Regions from separate parts of the Homo sapiens genome. Here region 1 is linked to region 2. A link is a loop called in an ENCODE intact Hi-C map of the cell type or tissue named here. Cell type or tissue: ascending aorta. All regions are shown on one strand. Links, peaks and the distances in the headings refer to the core of each region. The heading gives the core; the rest is flanking DNA. Region 1 has its middle 39 kb from the start of ZNF41. Region 2 has its middle 8.7 kb from the start of ZNF157.

The links. Hi-C counts contacts between places; a loop is a spot of excess contacts. Peaks named below come from ENCODE experiments on the same cell type or tissue, not always from the same donor. Only the 100,000 strongest peaks of a DNase experiment are listed, where the experiment ranks them.
Region 1: a loop joins it to region 2, with 5 times the contacts of the local background. A loop is called at or near these places in 7 of 110 quality-filtered maps.

What each region holds. Positions count from the first base shown.
Region 1 is chrX:47,516,029-47,527,679 of GRCh38, forward strand. No RefSeq gene overlaps it. Among named protein-coding and RNA genes, the nearest start is that of ZNF41, 39 kb to the left of the region's middle. RefSeq lists silencers at 348-548, 7,630-7,699, 7,760-7,809. In ascending aorta, for the core only: a CTCF peak has its summit at 7,543 (motif pointing left); a DNase peak (open chromatin) is centred at 7,543; H3K4me3 peaks cover 1,101 bases.
Region 2 is chrX:47,356,068-47,367,718 of GRCh38, forward strand. No RefSeq gene overlaps it. Among named protein-coding and RNA genes, the nearest start is that of ZNF157, 8.7 kb to the right of the region's middle. RefSeq lists enhancers at 5,809-6,008, 10,134-10,463, 10,584-10,683. In ascending aorta, for the core only: a CTCF peak has its summit at 6,346; DNase peaks (open chromatin) are centred at 5,844 and 6,204; H3K4me3 peaks cover 553 bases; H3K27ac peaks cover 1,371 bases.

The sequences.
Region 1 (11,651 bases), core at 4,536-9,535, 160 kb after region 2:
ACTCAGTCTCTATGAAAAATGAAAGAATTAGTCAAGCGCACTGGTGCATGCCTGTGGTCCCAGCTACTAGGGAAGCTGAGGTTGGAGGATTGCTTGAGCCTGGGAGTTTGAGGCTGCAACGAGCCATGATCATGCTATTGTACTTCAGCCTGGGAAAAAAAACTGCGGCTATGAACATGAGTGTGCAAATATCTCTTCAAGACTCGGCTTTCAATGTTTTTGATATATGCTCAGAGGTGAAATTGATGAATTATATTGTAGATCTATTTTTATTTTTTTGAGGAAGCTCCAAACTGTTTCCTATCAGTTGCACAATTTTACAGTCCCACCAAAAGTGCACCAGAGTTCAAATTTCTCCACATTCTCACCAACACTTGTTATTTTCTGTGGCTTGTCTCCTGCCCCTCCGCAAGCAACAGGAAATACTAGAGACAGAGGCCCAGCCATTGACTAGCACCTTAGTCAATGCCAGGCCCTGACTCATCCCTCCATTTATTCCAGTCACAGTGACAAGATGAAGGAGAAAGGACACATAGGTGTGGAGAACACAGGAAGAGAGGTCCTGACTGGGGAGGACAGTGAGGGGAATTGAATTGGGGGAGCTTCCATTTCTCACCTCTACTCTCTCAGTTTCACTGTGAGACAGAGTAAAACCCTGTCTTAAAAACAAAACAAAACAAAAACAAACAAACAAACAAAAAACAGGCGGGGGCGGGCATGATGGCTCATGCCTGTAATCCCAGAACTTTGGGAGGCCTAGCTGGAAGGATCACTTGAGCCTAGGAGTTCAAAGCCAGCCTGGGTAACATAGTGACACCCTGTCTCTACAAAGAATTAAAAAAATTATCCGAGTGTGGTAGCGTGCACCTGTGGTCCCAGCTACTCAGGAGGCTGAGGCGGGAGGATCGCTTGAGCCCAGGAGGTCAATGCTGCAGTGAGCTGTGATTGTGCCACTGCACTCCATCCTGAGCAACAGAGCAAGGCCTTGTCTCAAATAAATAAATAAATAAAAATTAAAAGAGCTCAAATAAACTGAGACAGAGGTTGAAAAATGGTTACAATGGGTAGGGGTTGGAGGGGAGATGAAGGTCTGAGGATACAAAATAGCAGATACCTACGATGAACAAGTCTGGAGGCCAATGTACAACATGAGGACTAAAGTTGATACAATTGTATTAGGGATTTTTGCTAAATAAGTGGATTTCAGCTGCTCTCCTCACAGAAAGTAACTGTGAGATGATAGATACTATGCTAATCTGCTTCGCTATAGTAATCATTGTACTATCTACATGTATCTAGTCATGTACGTATCCCATGACATTATGTTGCAAACCTCAACTATACACAATAGCATTTATTTAAAAATAAAATAAAAATAGGCTGGGCGCTGTGGCTCATGCCTGTAATTCCACCACTTTGGGAGGTTGAGGTGGACAGATCACTTAAGGCCAGGAGTTCGAGACCAGCCTGGCCAACATGGTGAAACCCCATCTCTACTAAAAATACAAAAATCAGCTGGGCGTGGTGGCGGGCGCCTGTAATCCCAGCTACTTGGGAGGCTGAGGCAGGAGAATTGCTTGAGCCCAGAAAGCAGAGGTTGCAGTGAACCAAGATGGTGCCACTGCACTCCAGCCTGGATGACAAAGTAAGACTCTGTTTCAAAAATAAATAAATAAAAATAAAAATAAAATATACACTTAATTTCAAAGTGTGTGATATACTTTGTAGTCACTTCCAGGCACTGCCTAGGCTAAAAGTCACTTCCACTTGGTTATATTGGACCCAGGATGGTGAGGAATTTGCATTCAGCCCTGACCACGTGCTCCCCACATGGGTGCAGGAGGACAAATTTGTCAGGCAGCACCACTGGATGAAGACTTGGCATCTTCCGGCCCAATGTGGAGACAACTCTGTCTTCATCCTTCTAACTGACTAGGGTAGGAAGAGTGATTTACAGCTCTAGCTACCATAGGCCTGAGACATATCTCATAACAGAGGTGCTGGGAGAGCCGCCTTTTCCCCCCAGAACCCACCTGCCTGCCTGGCCCGGGGACCGTGGGGACCTGGGCTCCCTGGGGGATGGGGCAGAAGTGGCAGTAAAATAAATGGAGCGAGTAGAGGTGAGAAATAGAAGCTCCCCCCATTTGATTCCCCTCACTCTCCTCCCCAGTCAGGACCTCTCTTCCTGTGTTCTCTGCACCTGACGTGTCCCTTCTCTTCCAGCTTGTCAATGTGACCGGAATAAATGGAGGGATGAGTCAGGGCCTGGCATTGATCAAGGAGCTGGGAGGGAGGGTCTGGGCCTCTGTCTCTAGTACTTCCTGTTATTGGCAGCAAGGCGGGAGATAAGTCAGACCCCTGCATTCAGTTGCTAGAGAGGTGGCTGAGAGGAAGTCACTGAAGGGACCAAGAAGTGACATTTGTCATTTTCTCTCCTGCCTCCAGCTTTCTTTGGCTCACATTTCCACCCTATGCCCTAGGCTGCCCTGACATTCAGCCCTGCTGCCCCAGTGCCCTCCAGGACTTGTATCCCCACCCATCCATTGTACAGCAAATTCTGATCCAGAATATATTAGGATGTGAAACCCCATGTGTTCTTGATCTTCGATCTCTAATTGCCATGGTTAAGATAGAAATGACATTCTTGAGGTTCATCTATTTGAGAGAAAGAATCTAATCTACAGCTGACTGTGGCTCTGCCCTTCCCCATCTCCATTTCTTGATCCTTGTTAAGATAATGTAGAATTTGGGATTCATATAGTTATCAATATACTGTTTTATATAATAATCTTTTGGTTCAGCCTGGGCAACATGGTGAAACTCCATCTCCACAAACAAATATAAAAATTAGCTGGGTGCAGTGGTGTGTGTCTATAGTCCCAGCTACTCAAGAGGCTGAGGTGGGAGGATCACTTGAGCCCCGGAGGCAGAGGTTGTGGTGAGCCAAGATCACACCACTGCACCCTAGCCTGGGTGACAGAGGGAGAGACCCTGTCTAAAAATAACAACAACAGCAACGAGAATAATCCTTTGGTCATATGTTGACCAAAGGTTACAGTTTTATAACTGGATGGATATATATATATATATATATATATATATATATATATATATTTTTTTTTTTTTTTTTTTTTTGAGACAGGGTCTCACTCTTTTGCCCAGGTTGGAGTGCAGTGGCGAAATCTCGGCTCACTGCAACATCCGCCTCCCGGGTTCAAGCGATTCTCTTGCCTCAACCTACTGAGTAGCTGGGACTACAGGCCTGTGCCACCACGCCCAGCTAATTTTTGTATTTTTAGTAGAGATGGGGTTTCCTCATGTTGGCCAGGCTGGTTTCGAACTCCTGGCCTCAAGTGATCTGCCCGCCTTGGCCTCCTGAAGTGCTGGGATTACAGGCGTGAGCCACCGCGCCTGGCCTGAAGGCATAATTTTTAAACCATAATTATGTTTTTGTTTTGTTTTTGTTTTTGTTTTAAGAGACGGGGTCTCACTCTGTTGCTCAGGCTTGTCTTGAATTCCTGGGCTCAAGCGATCCTCCCACTTCGGCCTCCCAAAGTGCTGGGATTACAGGCACGAGCCACTGCTCCTGGCCTCATAATTATGTTTAACCTGCTTCATTTTTCACTGCCAGGCTCAGCAGTGTCCAATAGAAATATAACGTGAGCCACCTATGTAATTTTAAATTTTCTTGAAACCACTTTATAAAAAGTAAAAAGAAACAAGTGAAATTAATTTTAATCATATATTTTATTTAACTCAATAGCTCCTAAATTGCATCATTTCAGCATGTAATCAATATAAAAATATTAATGAAATATTTTACAATCTGACCCAACAAGCTGGTAGATCTGACATGAAAACGTGTCTACCCATTAGGATGTCTATAATTTAAAAAAAACATAGAAAATAACAAGTGTTGGTGAGAACGTAGAGAAATTGGAACCCTGGTGCACTGCACTGTTGGTGTGATTGTAAAATGGTGCAACTGATATGAAATAGTTTAGAGGTTCCTCAAAAACTTAAAACTAGAACCACCATATAATCCAACAATTTCATTTCTGAGTATACATCAAAAGAATTGTGCCCGGCATGGTGGCTCATGCCTGTAATCCCAGTGCCCTGGAAGGCTGAGGCGGTGGGTGGATCGCTTGAGCCCAGGAATTCAAGACCAGCCTAGGCAACATGGTGAAACCCTGTCTCTACCAAAAAAAAATTAAAAAGTTTGGCAGGAGTGGTGGTATGTGCCTGTAGTCCCAGCTACTTGAGAGGCTAAAGCAGGAGGATCTCTCTCTTTTTTTTTTTTTTTTTTGAGACAGAGTCTCACTCTGTTGCCCAGGCTGGAGTGAAGTGGCATGCTCTCGGCTCACTGCAACCTCGCCTCTTGAGTTCAAGTGATTCTTGTGCCTCAGCCTCCCTAGTAGCTGGGATTACAGGTGCGCGCCACACACCTGGCTAATTTTTATATTTTTAGTAGAGACGGGGTTTCACCATGTTGGCCAGGCTGGTCTCAAACTCCCGACCTGAGGTGATCCGCCCACCTCAGCCTCCCAAAGTGCTAGGATTATAGGCGTGAGCCACCACGCCCCGCCTTGGGAGGATCTCTTGAGCTCAGGAGATTGAGGCTGCAGTGAGCCAAGATTTTGCTACTGCACTCCAGCCTGGGCAACAGTAAAACCCTGTCTAAAAAAAAAAAAAAGAAGAAGAAGAAGAAAAAGAATTGAAAGCAGGGTCTTGAAGAGATATTTGTACACCCGTGCTCATAGCGTTATTTTTATTTGAGGCAGGGTCTTGTTCTATTGCCCAGGCTGGAGTGCAGTAGCGCAATCTTGGCTCACTGCTACCTTGACCTTCTGGGCTTAAGGAATCCTTTCACCTCAGCCTCCTGAGTAGCTGGGACCACAGCCACACACCACCACATCAGACTAATTTTTAAATTTTTTGTAGAGACAAAAAGTCTTACTATGTTGCCCAGGCTGGTCTCGAACTCCTGGGTTCAAGTGATCCTCCCACCTAGAGCTCCCAAAGTGTTGGGATTACTGGTACGAGCCACTGTGCCTGGCCCTCCCTCACTTTTTTACAAGACAGTGTCTCATTCTGTCTCAAAGTGAGACTGAGGGAATAGAGGTGAGAAATGGAAGCTCCCCCCATTTGATTCCCCTCACTCTTCTCCCCAGTTAGGACCTCTTTTCCTGTATTTTCTGCACCTGACGTGTCCTTTCTCTTTCATCTTGTCCCTGTGACTGGAATAAATGGAGGGATGAGTCAGGGCCTGGCATTGATCAAGGAGCTAGGCATTGATCAAGGAGCTAGAAGAGAGAGCTGGGCCTCTGTCTCTAGTACTTCCTGTTACTGGCAGAAGGGCGGGAGACAAGTCATAGAAAACAACTTTCCCAAAATAAAGTGTTGACGAGAATATGGAGAAATTGGAACTCTGGTGCACTGTTGGTGGGATTGTAAAATGGTGCAACCAGGCTGGCGCAGTGGGTCATGCCTGTAATCCCAGTACTTTGGGAGGCTGAGGTGGGTGGATCATTTGAGGTTAGGAGCTTGAGACCAGCCTGATCAATATGGTGAAACCCCATCTCTGCTAAAAATACATAAAACTAGCCAGGCATGGTGGTGGGTGCCTGTAAGCCCAACTACTCGGGAGGCTGAGGCAGGAGAATCACTTGAACCTGGGAGGCAGAGGTTGCAGTGAGCGAAGATTGTGCTACTGCACTCCAGCTTGGGCGACAGAGCCAGACTCTATCTCTAAAAAAATAAAATAAAATGTGCAACCAATAGGAAATAGTTTGGAGTTTCCTCAAAAAATTAAAAATAGAACTACCATATAACTCAGCCATTTTACTTCTGAGTATATATAAAAAAGAATTGAAAGCAGGGCCTTGAAGTGATATTTGCACACCCACATTCAGAGCAGCATTATTTTTTTCTCAAGCTGGAGTGCAATGGTGTGATCATAGCTCACTGCAGCCTCAAACTCTCAGGCTCAAGTGATCTTCTTGCCTTGGCCTCCCAAGGTGTGGGGATTACAGGTGTGAGCCACTGTACCCAGCCTGAGCTCTTTTAAAAATATTCTACATATAAGTGAAGTCATGAAATATTTTTCTGCCTGTGTCTTAAGCAAAGCTATCCTTCAAAAATGAAGGAGAAATTAAAGTTTTTCCCTGACAAGAAAAAGCTGACGGAATTTATCACCACTAGACCAGTCTTAAATGTGGATTTCTAAACCTTGCTAGTCAGTTTGCCAATATTTTAACTTATACCTGTAGCATTTTAATGTCTATTTTATTCCATAAAGATGTATTGGGTACCAGATGTGTGCTTGACACATGGTTACCTGTGGGTCTTTTTATTTCAATTTCATCTTTTACACCAAAAGCTTCTAGGCCTGCCTCCACTATCCAGGTGCCCTGCACTCTCCATTAGGGTGCTGGGGCTAGGGCTCAGATGCCTAGATTCTCCTGAGAACCATCAGCCAGGGAAGAGGAGTTGGGAATGGAAAGCTGCCTTGTTTGTCCGGTACATATGCATATGTAGTTACTGGGGAATTGTAGTTACTGGGAAATTAAATCAGGGCCAACATGTGCATGTTTCTAACGTGGGGATAGATTTCTTCAATTCATTAGATCAATTGAGAGATTCTTAACTGTTTTGAACAGACAAATGTTGACAGGAGTTTATTTCCAGAGGCATATGGACTAAGAGTTTAGGTCTGTGGTGTATATCAGGGTGGGGATTGTTAAGGAAAAGGGATATCTGGGTATTAGGGGAAGGGGTGCACAGATATGTAGGACCGACCCACAGGCCTGGGTGACATCTGGACATCGCCTTACCAAGGAGCCCCGGTGCCCTCCTCAAGCCCTGCCCAGCTCCTTTTCCTGCCTGGCCACAGCCTGGGATGTACCTGGCTTCCCTTTATCTATAAAAAGGAAAGGCTTCCATTTATTTTAATATGAATTTATGCACATTCTACAAAGGCATTACCACACCTGCAGAAAACCATTGTTCGTACTTGGAGGGAGTTTTGATGATCATTCCTGTTCTGTGTATAGTTCACATTTTTACATGGAGATTTCTGTGTGTGTATCCTGCCTTTTTTGCTTTAATAGTACATGAAAATAATTTCCCATGATGTTACATAGTATTGATAAACAATTTTTCAAATGGTTCCATAATATTTTTAAAGAGACTGTCTACCTGAGTTTCTTTAATTTCATATTCCCTGTGGCTTCAGATGTTTCCTTTTTTAAGGATAATGCTTTGATAAGTATCTTTACACGCGTACGCGCACACACACATCCATCTCTGATCCATCAATCTATCAAAAGAAGAGGAGGATGGAGAAGATGGAGGAGGTGAGGGAAGAGGAAAGGAGGAGGGCTGCTCCTTCACGTCGTGAGCTCTGCGGGTGGTTGCGGAGCCTGGGTGAACACGACCGTGACCGTGGCTGCGAAGGCGGGCCCCGCCCTCTGACTGCGGACTACGCGGCGGCGCCTGTGCCGCAGTAGCGCTGGACCTTGGCCTCTGGCGGTCTCTGGCGCCCCCTCCCGTTCGCATCGTGAAGCTGGGCCGAGCCCGCTGCCCGCCGTTCCTCGCTCCTGTCTGCACCTCCTCCTCCGTTTTGCTTCCCTGCAGCTTTTGCCCCGCCCCCCTTCCCCTGCCTCCCCCTGGCCCTCCGCGTGTTAATTTAGGGGCCCCAACCCGGGGAACCCCTCGCAGAGCCAGCTGCTGTCGTTAGGCCCGGGTGAGTGAGCAGGACGAGAGGGCACGGCTGGCGACGGAGCCCCTCCCAGCGCTGCGGCGGGAGAGGGGGCTCAGCTCGAGTCGCCACCCGGACTCGCCGGACCCAGAGCTCCTCTTTGGGGTTCCCGCTCTCCCGCTCCCCGTGCTCCTGGGAAGAGGTTCTGGAAACGACCGAATCTGGGTGCAATCGGGGTGGCGCACAATCGCGCCCCTCCAGTCCCCTCTGCGGGCAGAGGAAGTGGGACTCGAGGACCAGAGCTCTCGGGCCTCCTGATCCAGGGACCTGCCATTTCCTGGCCCAGGACCCCGGGAATGCCCGAGCATGGCACCTCGACGTGGCAGGAAAACTGTTCAGGAGGCGGCAGAGGAGCCTGTGGGGGACGGGAGGCAGCCACCTCCCCGCGTCCTTCGAACCCTTTGCTTGGGCTGCCGGGCATCAATACCCCAACTCACCCAGCACCCCCTCTTCAGAATAACCTCAAAACCCAACCGGGCTCCTGGCCACAGGGCCTTCTCTTAGTCCAACCACCAGGCTGAGTGAATCCTCGTGGAGCCAGGAGGGTCCTCAGTGACCCTGCACAAACCCGTTATCAAGTCACCCCAAGTGGGATCCAATTAGCATCCTGTCTCACCCAGAATCGCCACTTACCACACCTCTACCTGCCTCTGTGTGCTTGGTCCCCACCATTTCTCCTGCAGTCCCAGACTAAGGAAGGACTGGACGGCCCGACCCAAGCCTCCCGCAAATGATTTTAAGGAAGGAGATGCCCCTCGGCAGCCAGACATGAGGATTGATTCCAGGACTCACCCAGCTGCTGCCCCAGGGACCCCACAGACTTCCCAAGCAGAGCCAGTTCCCTGGGAGGGCTGCATGGAGGAGGAGACCTGCCAACACTGGAGCCGAGGGGTTTCTACTGATTCATTCACAAAGCTTAGATCTCAGATCTTGGACACATGACTGAACTTCACAAAGTCTCAGGATCCACACACATTTTCCATTTATTCTTCTTATTTTATTTTATTTTTTAGACGGAGTCTTGCTCTGTCACCCAGGCTGGAGTGCAGTGGTGCGATCTCGGCTCACTGCAACCTCCACCTCCCGGGTTCCAGCAATTCTCCTGCCTCAGCCTCCTGAGTAGCTGGGATTACAGGCGCCTGCCGCCACACCTGGCTAATTTTTTGTATTTTAGTAGAGACGGAGTTTCACCGTGTTGCCCAGGCTGGTCTCAAACTCCTGAGCTCAGGCAATCCACCCGCCTCGGCCTCCCAAAGTGCTAGGATTACAGACGTGAGCCACCAGCCCAGCCTCCATTTATTCTTCTATCCACACATTCGCCAAGTACAGTCATCCCTCAGTATCCAGGAGAAATTGGTTCCAGGACCCCCACGGATACCAAAACCCACGGATACTCACACCCCAGATATTAAATGGTGTAGTGGTTGCATGTAATGCACACATATCCTCTTGTACACTTTAAACCATCTCTAGATAACTTATAATACTTCATACTATGTAAATAGTTGCTATACTGTATTATTTGTATTATTTTTATTTTATTTTTTTTCTGAATATTTTCTATCTTTGGTTGGTTGAATCTGAGGATGCAAAACCAGGCATAGGGTGGACTGGATGTTGGTCCTGGTATTTGGGATGAAAGGAGAGTGAGAGGGCGTTCAGGGCAGGAAAGAAAGAAGCTGGCATTACAGCCGAGTGCAGTCAGGGACCTTGGGAGGCCTGCCAACAGCACATGCAGAAAAGCTGGGAGCACTGGGGCGAGTTGCTCAACTCCACCTGAGGGGCAGAAGGGGGCCCGGAACGCTGCTGCCAAGAAGTCGCCTTAGAATTAGGCTGTGGGGCTGGGTGCTGTGGTTCACGCCTGTAATCCCAGCACTTTGGGAGGCTGAGGCGGGCAGATCACTTGAGTTCAGGAGTTCGAGACCAGCCTGGTCAACATGGTGAAACCCTGTGTCCACTAAAAATACAAAATTAGCCGGGTGTGGTGGTGGGCACCTGTAATCCCAGCTACTAGGGAGACTGAGGCAGGAGAATTGCTTGAACCAAGGAGGCGGAGGTTGCAGTGAGCTGAGATCTTGCCACTGCACTCCAGCCTGGGTGACAGACTGATACTCTGTCTCAAAAAAAAAAAAAAAAAAAAAAAAAAAAGAAAGAAAAAGAGAAAAAAGAATTAAGCTGTGGGAGGTGAGAAGGGATTTGCCAAGTAGACAAAGAAGGCTGCCTGGGAGCAGGGGAGGTGGGTGGGGGGCAGTAGCTGGATCACAGAGGACAACAGGAGGAGCGGAGGAAATGTTTGGTCAGACTGGTGTTTGGGAAGGTTGGCCACTGGCAGTGTGTATGCAAGGGGGGACCTCAGGGAGCGAAGGTGGGTTAAGGGGGAGCTCAGACTGGTGTGGAGCCCTAACATGGACATCTATGATCTTTCTGCCTTTAGAGGGCTAGTTTTCACCAAGTTTCCACCCGCACTGCAACCCAATGACAATGTTTAAATATTCTGGGTGAGTCATTTGCTAGGATTTCTGCAAAAGTATTTGATTCGATCCATTTATGAATCAAGTTGATCCTTCCTTCCTTCTTTCCCTCCCTCCCTCTCTCCCCCCCCCTTCCTTCCTCTTCCTTCCTTCCTTCCTTCCTTCCTTCTTCTGTCTTCATTTGTTGCTCAGGCTGGAGTGCAGTGATACAATCAGAGCTCACCGCAGCCTGGATCTCCTGGACTCAAGCAATCCTCCTAGCTCAGCCTCCTGAATAGCTAGGATTACAGGTGTGCGCCACCATGCCCAGCTAATTTTTTTATCTTTTGTAGAGATGGGATCTTGCTATGCTGCCCAGGATGGTCTTTTTTTTGAGACAGAGTCTTGCTCTGTTGCCCAGGCTGGAGTGCAGTGGCACAACCATGGTTCACGGCAGCCTGAACTTCCTAGGCTTAAGTGATCCTCCCATCTCAGCCTCTTGAGTAGCTGAGACTACAGGCATTCACCACCATGCCTGACTAATTTTTTATTTTTTGTAAAATAAAAAGGTAGATGGGGTCTCGCCATGTTGCCCAGGCTAGTCTCGAACTCCCAGGCTCAAGCAATCCTCCTGCCTCAGCCTCCCAAAGTGTTGGGATTGCAGGCATGAGCCAGCATGCTTGGCCACCAGACTGGTCTTGAACTCCTGACTTCAAGTGGTCCTCCTGCCTCGGGATTGCAGATGTGAGCCCCTGTGCCAGGCTAAGTTGGTGTTCTTTCTTTATGGATTGTTATACCCCCAGGAGAGGCTGATAGCTACCCAGAGTTCTGCCTGTCAGTTTCGAGGTCTCATCTCAGTGACCCACAATCTCTCCAGCTCCCCAGCACTGCTGAGTGGAAAGAGTCTTCCTGTCTTTTCCCCTGCCCCGGGCCCAGGCAGCATCCAGGTAACTGTGGGGCTGAGGCTGGAGCAGGCCAGGCCCATGAAGCAGGTTGGCACCTCGAGAGTTTCTGCTTTTCCTCAGAATCTGAGGTACTTCTTGGTAATGAGGTAGAGCCCAACCTCCTTAAAAGTGACATGCTTGCCAGTGCAGTTTGCTACCATTTGTGTGTTTGAATACAGTTAAAAATTCTGTAACTTTGTCTATAAAGACAAATAGACAAAACCAAGATCTGGAAGCAAAGAAAACAGTTAGGAAATGAAAATTATAATCCAGGTGAGAGGGGATGAAGACTTGAATCAAGGCAGGAGGCGTGGGAGGCAGATGCCATATACTCTTTTGCAAGCTTCTTGTGAACATCGAATTCGATAAGCTGCAGAAAAGCAGCTGGCATGGTGCCTAGCATACAGTAGGCATCAAATAAGTGCTGGGTTGCCACCCACCCCCTCCTTGAGGCAAGTTCTGTCAGAAAGCAGGCCCAGGGGTGTTCTCTGCAGA
Region 2 (11,651 bases), core at 4,133-9,132:
AGAGATGCAGTTTTACCATGTTGCCCAGGCTGATCTCAAACTCCTGACCTCAAGTGATCCACCTGCCTCAGCCTCCCCAAGTGCTAGGATTACAGGCTTGAGCCACCACACCCGGCCTCTCTTTTTTTTTTTTGGAGTCGGAGTCTCGCTCTGTCGCCCAGGCTGGAGTGCAGTGGCATGATCTCAGCTCCCTGCAAGCTCCGCCTCCCGGGTTCACGCCATTCTCCTGCCTCAGCCTCCCGAGTAGCTGGGACTACAGGCGCCCGCCACCACGCCCGGCTAATTTTTTTTTGTATTTTTAGTAGAGACGGGGTTTCACCATGTTAGCCACGATGGTCTCCATCTCCTGACCTAATGATCCGCCCGCCTCGGCATCCCAAAGTGCTGGGATTACAGGCGTGAGCCACCGCTCCCTGCCTTTTTTTTTTTTTTTTTTTTTTTTAGAGACAAGGTCTTGCTATGTTGGCCAGGGTAATCTCAAACTCCTGGCCTCAAGCAATCCTCCTGCCTTGGCCTCTGAAAGTGCTGGGATTACGGGTGTGAGCCACCATACCCAGCCCACAATGCTACTGTTGTCTGTCCTTGAATATGGGCTTCTGTCAGCAATTCACCCATCTTTCATACATCTTTAACTCTGGCCTCTATTAACTCTTATCATTCATGGTCCTCTGGTCTACAATACAAAATCATGTCTCTCTCAGCTTGATGTGATTTAGGAAAAACCAAAAGTACTTTTCCTACTCCTTTTTTTTCTTTTTTTTTTTTGTAACAGGTTCTCTCTGTCACCCAGGCTGGAGTGCAGTGGTGCCATCATGGCTCATTGCAGCCTCAACATCCCAGCTGCCAGCTCAAGTGATCCTCCTACCTCAGCTTCCTGAGTAGCTGGGACTACAGGCGCTCAGCTAATTTTTTTTTTTTTTGACGGAGTCTCGCTCTGTCCCAGGCTGGAGTGCAGTGGCGCAATCTCGGCTCACTGCAACCTCCAACTCCCTGGTTCAAGGGATTCTCTTGCCTCAGCCTCCTGGTAGCTGGGATTACAGGCACATGCCACCACGCCCAGCTAATTTTTTTTTTTGAGACAGTATTTCGCTTTTTCGCCCAGGCTGCAGTGAAATGGCATGATCTCGGCTCACTGCAACCTCCGCCCCCCAAGTTCAAGCGATTCTCCTGCCTCAGCCTCCCGAGTAGCTGGGATTACAGGCACGTGCCACCGCGCCTGGCTAATTTTTGTATTTTTAGTAGAGACGGTGTTTCACCATATTGGCCAGGCTGGTCCTGAACTCTTGACCTCAGGTGATCCACCTGCCCCGGCCTCCCAAAGTGCTAGGATTACAGGCGTGAGCCACCACGCCCAGCCGCTAATTTTTTTTTTAAGAAACGGTACATTAGGGCCGGGCACGGTGGCTCACGCCTGTAATCCCAGCACTTTGGGAGGCCGAGGCGGGCGGATCACGAGTTCAGGAGATCGAGACCATCCTGGCTAACACGGTGAAACCCTGTCTCTACTAAAAATACAAAAAAAATTAGCCGGGCGTGGTGGCGGGCACCTGTAGTCCCACCTGCTGGGGAGGCTGAGGCAGGAGAATGGCGTGAACCTGGGAGGCAGAGTTTGCAGTGAGCCGAGATTGCGCCACTGCACTCCAGCCTGGGTGACAGAGCAAGACTCTGTCTCAAAAAAAAAAAAAAAAAAAAAAAAAGAAATGGTACATTAGGCTGTTCTTGCACAGCTCTAAAGAAATACCTGGGGCCATGTGCAGTGGCTCATGCCTGTAATCCCAGCACTTTGGGAGGCCGAGGCGGGCAGATCACGAGGTCAATAGATGGAGACCATCCTGATCAACATGGTGAAACCCCGTCTCTACTAAAAATACAAAAATTAGCCAGGCATGGTGGAGCGCACCTGTAGTCCCAGCTACTCGGGAGGCTGAGGCAGGAGAATCACTTGAACCTGGGAGGCAGAGGTTGCAGTGAGCTGAGATTGCACCACTGCACCCCAGCCTGGCGACAGGGCGAGATTCCATCTCAAAAAAAAAAAAAAAAAAAAAAAAAAGCTGGGCTCGGTGGCTCACGCTGTAATCCCAGCACTTTGGGAGGCCGAGGCGGGCGGATCACGAGGTCAGGAGATCGAGGCCATCCTGGCTAACACAGTGAAACCCCATCTCTACTAAAAAAAATACAAAGAAATTAGCCGGGCGTGGTGGCGGGCGCCTGTACTCCCAGCTACTCGGGAGGCTGAGGCAGGAGAATGATGTGAACCAGGGAGGCGGAGCTTGCAGTGAGCCGAGATCTTGCCACTGCACTCCAGCCTGGGCAACAGAGCAAGAGACTCCATCTAAAAATAAAAAATAACAGTAAAAATAAAGAAATACCTGAGACTGGGCAAAGAAAAGAGGTTTAATTGGCTCATGGTTCCACAGGCTATACAGGAAGCATGGTGCTGGCATCTGCCCAGCTTCTGAGGAGGGCTCAGGAAAATTACGATCATGACAGAAGGTGAAGAGGAAGCAGGCACGACTTAAATGGCTGCAACAGGAAGAGAGAGGGGGAGGTGCTACATACTTTTAAATAACCAGATCTTTTGATAACTCACTCACTCACTATCGAGAGAACAGCACCAAGAGGATGATGTTAAACCGCTCATGAAGGAACACCCCTATGATCCAATCAACTCCCACCAGGCTCCACCTCCTACTTTGGGGATTACAATTCAACATGAGATTTGGGAGAGGACACAGATCCAAACCATATCAGATGGGGGTCTCACTACGTTGCCCAGGCTGGTCTCAAACTCCTGGCCTCAAGTGATCCTCCTGTTTCAGCTTCCAAAAGTGCTGGGATTACAGGAGTCAGCCACTGTGACTGGTCTCCTTTTCCTACACTCCACTCTCACTCAGCACTTCTGATACCAGATGTGTGGAGGTTCCCCAGTGCCCCCTGCCCCCCAGCAAATTTCTGGCACATTCTCCAGCAAACACCAGTTCAGTGTCCTCTAATTCAATTCCATTCCAACATTACCTACCTGGAAGTCAGATCCCCTAGAGTTATAGTAGGCAGCTAGTTAGGCATGAGCAGGGCAGGAGAAGGCTTTCCTCCCACACCTAGGACCAGCAATGTCAGGTGACCATCAGGTGATGGTCTCAGTATCATGGGCTCAGTATCACAAAACCTCCCCCAACTTCAGATGCCAATGGCAAGCACAGGTTGTGACCTATGCTTCTTCTTCTTCTTTTTTTTTTTTTGATGGAGTCTCTCTCTGTTTCCCAGACTGGAGTGCAGTGGTGCTATCTCGGCTCACTGCAGCCTCCACCTCCCAGGTTCAAGCGATCCTCCTGCCTCAGCCTCCTGAGTAGCTGGAACTACAGGCACGAGCCACCTCACCTGGATAATTTTTGTATTTTTAGTAGAGATGGAGTTTCACTCTGTTGGCCTGGCTGGTCTTGACTCCTGACCTTAAGTAATCCATCTACCTCAGCCTCCCAAAGTGCTGGGATTATAGGTGTGAGCCACCATGCCCGGCCCCAGGCTAGTCTTGAATTCCTGGGCTCAAGCAATCCTCCCACCTCGACCTCACAAAGTGTTTGGATTACAGGCATGAGCCACCGCTGATGCTTTTGGTTTTTTATGGAGGCTTCATTACCTAGACATGATCGGTTAAACCATTGGCCATTGGTGATCAAGTCAATCTTCAGCCACTCTCCCCTCCCAGGAGGTTGGGGGTGGGGCTCAAAGTCCCAACTCCCTATTTAGTTGCTCAGCCCCCAACCTGAAGCTATCTAGAGGCCCCCAGCCACCAGTCATCTCATTAACAAGCAAAAGACACTCTTATCATTCTGGATATTCCAAGGGTTTTTGGAGCCATTTGTCCGGAAACTGGGACAAAACCAAATATATATGCCACAATATCACTCAGCTCCATCACCATCAATGGCATGTTATTGAGGCTGGGTGCGGTGCCTCACCCCTGTAATCCTGGCACTTTGGGAGGCCAATATGGGAGGATCACTTGAGCCCAGGAGTTTGAGACAAGCCTGGGCAACGTGGCAAAACTCTGTCTCTACAAAAATTAGCTGGGGTGTGGTGACTTGCACCTGTAGTAGCAGCTACTCAGGAGGCTGAGATGGGAGGATCACCTGAGCCTGGGAGGTCAAGGCTGCAGTGAGCTGTGGTCATGCCACTGCACTCCAGCCTGGGTGACAGAATGAAACCCTGTCTCAAAAAAAAGTCATGTTGTCTAGAATTGTGCCATCAGATAAGGCCGAAATAGCCACATGGTTATTGAGCACTTGAGGCTAATGAGGCCAGGTACAGTGGTCATGCCTGTAATCTCAGCATTTTGGGAGGCTGAAGCAGAAGGATTGTTTGAACCCAGGAGATCGAGGCTGCAGTGAGCTATGATTGTACCACTGCCCTCCAGCCTGGGCGACAGAGCAACACCTTGTTTCCAACAAAAAACAAAACAAAACAAAACAAAACAAAAAACTATGAGGCTAATCAGATTGAGGAACTGAATTTCTAAATTTATTCATTTTAGTTAATTTAACATTTAAATTAGATACTCACACACCCACTATGTACCCACAAAAGTAAAAAATAAAAAAAATTAACACACACACAATAAAATAGATAATTAAATTATTGGAAAACTTTTAAAGTATATTTGGAATGACTTGTGAATTTGTTGTTGTTTGTTTATTTATTTCTAGAGACAGGATCTTTCTTTGTTGCCCAGGCTGGAGTATGGTGGCACAATCATAGCTCACTGCAGCCTGGAACCTCTGGCCATAAGCCATCTCCCCTCCTCAGCCTCCTGAGTAGCTGGAACCACAGGGGAGCACCACGATGACTAGCTAATTTTGTTTAGTTTTTGTAGAGACAGGGTCTCACTGTGTTGCCCAGGCTAGTCTGGAACTGCTGGCCTTAAGCAATCCTCCCTCCTTGGCCTCCCAAAGTACTGGGATTACAGGCATAAGCTACTGTGCCTGGCCACTTGTGAATATTTTTGTTTTTGTTTTTTGAGAGAGTTTCGCTCTTGTTGCCAGGCCAGAGTACAATGGCATGATCTTGGCTCACCGCAACCTCCACCTCCCGGATTTAAGCGATTGTCCTGCCTTAACCTCCCAGGCACATGCCACCACACCCGGCTAATTTTTTGTATTTTTAGTAGACACGGGGTTTCTCCATGTTGGCCAGGCTGGTCTCAAACTCTTGACCTCAGGTGATCCACCCACCTCGGCCTTCCAAAGTGCTGGGATTCCAGGCGTGTGCCACCACGCCAGGAATGTTAACCTATGTTTTCAACTAAATTTTGTGAAATCTAAGTACAAATCAAGTATTTCTGATGAAAATTTAGCTTTCAAAATTGAGATGTGCTGTCAGTGTAAAATACACATCTGATTTCACAGTGTTATTACCACAAAAAGAATGCCAAATATCTAGGTAATTTTAAAAATTTATTACCTGTTGAAATAAGAATGTTTGGTTAATGTAGTTCAAACAAAGTATGTTATTAAAGTTAATTTAACTTATTTCTTTTCCTTTTTGTGTCATCTGTCTGCAACCTCTCATGTTACATCTCCTCCCTGTCTTCCACTTGGGTTGGAAATTGAGGCTCCTGTTCTGTGTCAAAGTGATTTAGTCTCTCAGGCATTAAGATGCTTCATTCTTAATGATGTAATTTGAACCGCAAAATTATTTCGCCTAGTGACAAGGATGTTCGCATTTCATTGGCCATGGAGACTAAAGCTTGCCTCCCACACAGAGCCATTGGCTAGCTGCACCATCTCTCCAAAGCAACCTCGGGCTGTGCCCCCACCCACTTCAAATACCTCCAGCTGTGCTATTTACCTGCACCCTCCCCGTCAGGCTATGTCCGTCCTGCCCCTTCCTTGCACTGGACAATGGGGACTTCTGCTGATTTACAGATCAGGCAGCCTCATATTGACCTGGGAGACCAGAGCCTGTTTCTTATATTCAGCCATTAGCTAACTGCGCCTTCTGTCCACAGCTTCTCAAGCTAGGCTTTGGCTGCCTCGCTTCACATGGCAACGGGGTTAGTTACTACCTAGTAACAGTTTACCATGACTGCCATAGGCTGAAGAGACTAAAGCCCATCTTCTCGTGCATTCATTGGCTAACTATTTATAGCAACTCAGGTCCCTTTCACCCTGCACATAGCAACAGGGGCTTCTCCCTAGAACAGGCTGCTACTTCATCCCATTGGCCACCAGGAACCAGATCCCACCTCCCCGATGCAGCCACTGGTCAGCTGCACCATCTGTCTACAACTCCCCAGATTTGGTCTAGACAAGAAATCTCAAACTGCTGGTTTCTATGAACTCTGCTGCCACCACTGCTCATCTGGCTGGACCTCGAACTTGGTCATTTGTTATCTAATCCACCGTCAATAACTCCCTTGTCAAAATCTAAAATCTGGGCCCCTGTTAACATTTTCACCACTTCTGGACCAACTTTAAACCCCATCTTTTTTTTTTTTGGTGAGACAGTCTCGCTCTATCGCCCAGGCTGGTGTGCAGTGGCGCGATCTCGGCTCACTGCAACCTCTGCCTCCCGGGTTCAAGCGATTCTCCTGTCTCAGCTTCCCGAGTAGCTGAGATTACAGGCGTGAGCCACCACACCCAGCTAATTTTTGTTTTTTTGGTAGAGACAAGGTTTCACCATGTTGGCCAGGCTGCCCGCTTCGGCCTCCCAAAGTGCTGGGATTACAGGCGTGAGCCACCACGCCCGGCTTCCCAGCAGTATTTAGTCTGACCTCAATCTAGTGCTCTGATAACTCTTCCACCATCACTGCCTTTCTGCAGCTTAGCATTCAGCCTTTAACTATTCCCCCAGCAATACCCCGCTGACCTGAAGCCTGAATCAGGCCTATTCATTTTTCCACCGTCAATACATACTAGGACTGATCTCAAACTTCACCTCTGTGAACTCTTCCAACATTAATGACCTTGATAAAGACTACCAAGGTCACATCCATAGTCGCAAAAGAGATGGGTTTATTAACCTGCTGCGGCAAGGAAGACCACGCCCCACAGGAACTGTGGGGATGTCTCACCTAAGGTAACTTAACTTGTTCCAGTTTGCCCAGGACTTTCCTGCTTTTAGTACTGAATGCCCTTGTCCCAGTAAACCCTATTCCTGGGCAAACAGAGTTGGTTGATCACCTTAGTGTCAATGAACAAAGGAAGAAATGGGATTAGTATAGGATATAGGAGTGGAGTTTAGGTAAAGTTTAAATGAAGCAGTGTTTTGACAAGCCCAAAGCAAAGGAGGTTGGTATGGAAAAGGATTAACATTAGGTTCAGACTGTGAAGCAGACCTAGGGTCCTTTTTCTTTAGAAACACAAAAGAAGCTGGGCGCAGTGGCTCACGCCTGTAATCTCAGCACTTTGGGAGGCTGAGGCAGTTGGATCACCTGAGGTTAGCAGTTGGAGACCAGCCTGGCCAACTTGATGAAACCCTGTCTCTACTAAAAATACAAAAATTAGCTGAGTGTGGTGGCACATGCCTGTAATCCCAGCTACTCGGGAGGCTGAGGCAGGAGAATCGCATGAACCCGGGAGGCGGAGGTCACAGTGAGTGGAGATCACACACTGCACTCCAGCCTGGGCAACAGAGCGAGACTCTGTCTCAAAAAAACCCACAAAAGATAGGCTGCGTGCAGTGGCTCAGGCCTGTAATCCTAGCACTTGAGGTGGGTGAATCCCTTGAGCCCAAGAGTTTAAGACCAGCCTGGGCAACACAGTAATATCTTGTCTTTACAAAAAATGAACAAAGGTAGCCGGGCGTTGTGGCGTGTGCCTGTAGTCTGTCAGCTACTTGGGAGGCTAAGGTGGGAGGATCACTTGAGCCTAGGAGGTTGAGGCTGCAGTGAGCTGTGATCATGCCACTGCACTTCAGCCTGGGTGACAGAGTGAGACCCTATCTCAGAAAAAAAAGAAAAGAAAAAAAAACACTAAACATAGATGTGAAGTTTTGGCTTCAGATACCCATTATCTGAAGCTCTGCACCTGGGTCAGAAATCAAGGCTGTTTCTCTGTGTCAAAGTAACTTAGATCCTCCAGGGAAGAGTAGGAGGTTTTATTCTTATTGATATTATTTCAAACAGGAAATTTTCCGATAGTCTATGATTTTAGATAACAAGGTTTCTCTGCAGGGCTAGGACTAGGGTAAGGTGAGGGAGGCATTCGCCTTAAGTGTAAAATGTAAGGGGGTACCAAAAAAACTCAGTAATCAAGATCAATACCATTTGACTGATTGAGACAGTGTTTCGCTCTGTCCCTTAGGCTGCAGTGCAGTGGTGCGATCATGGCTCACTGCAGTCTGGACCTCCCAGGCTCAAGAGATCCTCCCACCTCCTCACCTCCTGAGTAGCTGGGACTACAGGTGCGCGTCACCATGCGCAACTAATTTTGTTTATTTTTTGCAGAGACAAGGTATGTTGCCCAGGCTGGTCTCAAGTGATCTGCCCACCTCGGCCTTCCCCCAAATTCTGGGATTACAGGCGTGGACTATCGCGCCCAGCCAAGATCAATAACATTTTTTGTTTGTTTGAGATGGAGTCTCGCTCTTTCACCCAGGCTGGAGTGCAGTGATGTGATCTCGGCTAACTGCAACCTCCACCTCCCGGGTTCAAGCTATTCTCCTGTCTCAGACTCCTGAGTCACTGGGACTACAGGCACGCACCACTATGCCCGACTAATTTTTGTATTTTACTAATACAAGAGATGGAGTTTCACCATGTTAGCCAGGTTGGTCTCGAACTCCTGACCTCAGGTGATCCACCCACTTTGGCCTCCCAAAGTATTGGGATTACAGGTGTGAGCCATGGCGCCAGGCCTCCTCCCCTCCCCTCCCCTCTCCTCTCCTTTCCTTTCTTTTTTAGACAGGGTATCACTCTGTTGACCAGGATGGAGTGCTGTGGTGCGATCTCTGCTCACTTGCAACCACTGCCTCCTGGGTTCAAGCCATCTTCCCACCTCAGCATCCTGAGTAGCTGAGACTACAGATGCACACCACCACACCCGTTAAGTTTTGTATTTTTGGTAGAGAAGGGTTTTGCCATTTTGCTGAGGCTGGTCCTGAACTCCTGACCTCAAGCGATCCTCCTGCACCCTCTTCCCAAAGTGTTGGGATTACAGGCATGAGCTGCCGCGCCTGGCCGCGCCTGGCTGTTTTCTAAGCATTTTTCTTTTTTTAAAATAAATTGAAATGTGGTCTCACTCTGTCACCCAGGCTGGAGTGCAGTGGTGCAATCATAACTCACTGCAGCCTCTAACTCCTGGGCTGATGCGATCCTCCCACCTCAGCCTCTTGAGTAGCTAGGACTACAGGCGTGTGCCACCACACCTGGCTAATTTTTGTATTTTTAGTAGAGACGAGTTTCATCATGTTGCCCAGGCTAGTCTCGAACTCTGGATCTCAAGTGATCCGCCCACCTCAGCCTCCCAAAGTGCTGGGATTAGAGGTATGAACCACCGCGCCAGGCCTCTAAGCATTTTTCTATTGATAATTTGCTAAAAAAACATTAGTTGCCCATGGCCGGGCACGGTGGCTCACGCCTATAACCCCAGCACTTTGGGAGGCTGAGGCAGGCGGATCACCTGAGGTCGGGAGTTCAAGACCAGCCTGACCAACATGGAGAAATCCCGTCTCTACTAAAAATACAAAATTAGCCGGGCGTGGCGGAGCATGCCTATAATCCCAGCTACTCGGGAGGCTGAGGCAGGAGAATCGCTTGAACCCGGGAGGCGGAGGTTGTGGAGAGCCGAGATCGTGCCATTGCACTCCAGCCTGGGCAACAAGAGTGAAACTCAAAAAAGAAAAGAAAAACAAACAAACAAACCATTGGTTGTCCATATCAAAGGCTATTATTCCTAACTACTATCATTGTAGTGGGGCAAGGAGGGTAACGGAGATGGGGGGAATTCAAGTCTTCTCCATGGTAACTGCAGCACATCGAGAGATTGTACACCCTGACTCCTTTCCCCTCTTCTCCAGTGGTATCGCCCACGACGGGCACCTGTGTTAACCTGATTACTCCTCCTCTTCCCAGTGGTATCGCCAAGGGGGGGATTGTACCACCCTGACTTCTTCCCCCTCTTGCCCAGTGGTGTCTCCCTTGAGCATCAGAACACGCCCCCCTCCTCCCTGGGTAGGAGGCGCACCTCTGCTTCTTTAAACTTTGCCCAAACTTATAGAACCGAGTTCCAAAGACCAGCTTCTCCCAGAATCTTGCCCTTAGAGGGATTCTACCCGTGAACGCCCTCTCGCCCCCGCCTTCTGTGGAACAGCCCACTGTACGGAATGGGTGCTAAGATGGCGGCTCCCAAGAGACACGACATAGCGCAGCCATATTCCTCGCCTGACAACGCCACTCATGGACCAAGTCTCCGCCGATCCGTAACAGCGCTGTGTTCAGTGAGTAGACTACAATCTCTCAGTCCTAATGATCGTGTGCAAAATCAACAGCCCTAGAAGGTGCAGTGTCAGGGGTGAGGACAGGAAACGGAAATCCCCCTCAGAGGCCGTTTAAGTCTTCTTGGCGCGCGATGCTAAATGCAGTGCACGAGGTTTTATGGCGTGATAGTCGCTCAGGTGATTTTGAGGTTTTGTTGGCTTCGGGGGATGATGCATTGGCAGTTGTGGTGTCAATTGGTGGGGAAATAAAGAACCTAATGAATGGGAATCTATGAGTGTCAGGGATGAGGGCCTCTGGAGTAGTCAGGTTTTAGATTCCCTGCTGTGTCTTGATGTCCAGCCTTAATAGTGTGCGCTTTAGGTTTTTCCTTTATCAGTATTCCCAGAGGTTTGCTAATTTTATTAGCCTTTCCAAAAAAACAACTTTTGACCTTGTTGCTCCTCTGATCACAGATCTCTTCTGATGTACCTTCGTTTCCTATTTCTTTAATTTCTGCTCTTATCTGTACCGTTTTCTCTAACTTCTTAAATTGGATGTTAATTCATTAATGCTCAGCCTTTCTTTGTTAAAAAAATTTTTAAGAGCATGCGTTTTTCCTTAAGAATCTCTTTAGCTGCAATCAAGAATATTTTGTATACACCATCTTTTCTTTCTTTCTTTCTTTCTTTTTTGACGGAGTCTCGCTCTGTCGCCCAGACTGGAGGGCAGTGGCGCGATCTCCACTCACTACAACCTCCGCCTCCGTTTCCAGCGATTCTCGTGCCTCGGCCTCCCGAGTCGCTGGGATTACTGGCGCACGCTACCACGCCCAGCTAATTTTTATATTTTTAGTGGAGATGGTGGTCTTGCCATGTTGCCCAGGCTGGTCTCCAACTCCTGGATTCAAACGATCCACTCGCCTCAGCCTCCCAAAGTGCTGGGATTACAGGCGTGAACCACTGCCCCAGGCCGACTATTTTATATTAGTCAAAATTTTTTTCTTTTTGTAATCGTATAGGCCCACCTCCTTAAAATGTTTATTCTGGCTGGGCGCGGTGGCTTACTCCTGTAATCCCAGCACTTTGGAAGGCCGAGGATGGCGATCGGTTGAGTCCAGGAGTCGAGACCAGCCTGGGCAACGCAGGGAGAACCCCGTCTGTACAAAAAAAAAAAAAAAGAAAGAAAGAAAGAAAGTAAGAAAAATTAGCTGGGCGTGGTGGAGCGTTCCTGTAGTCCC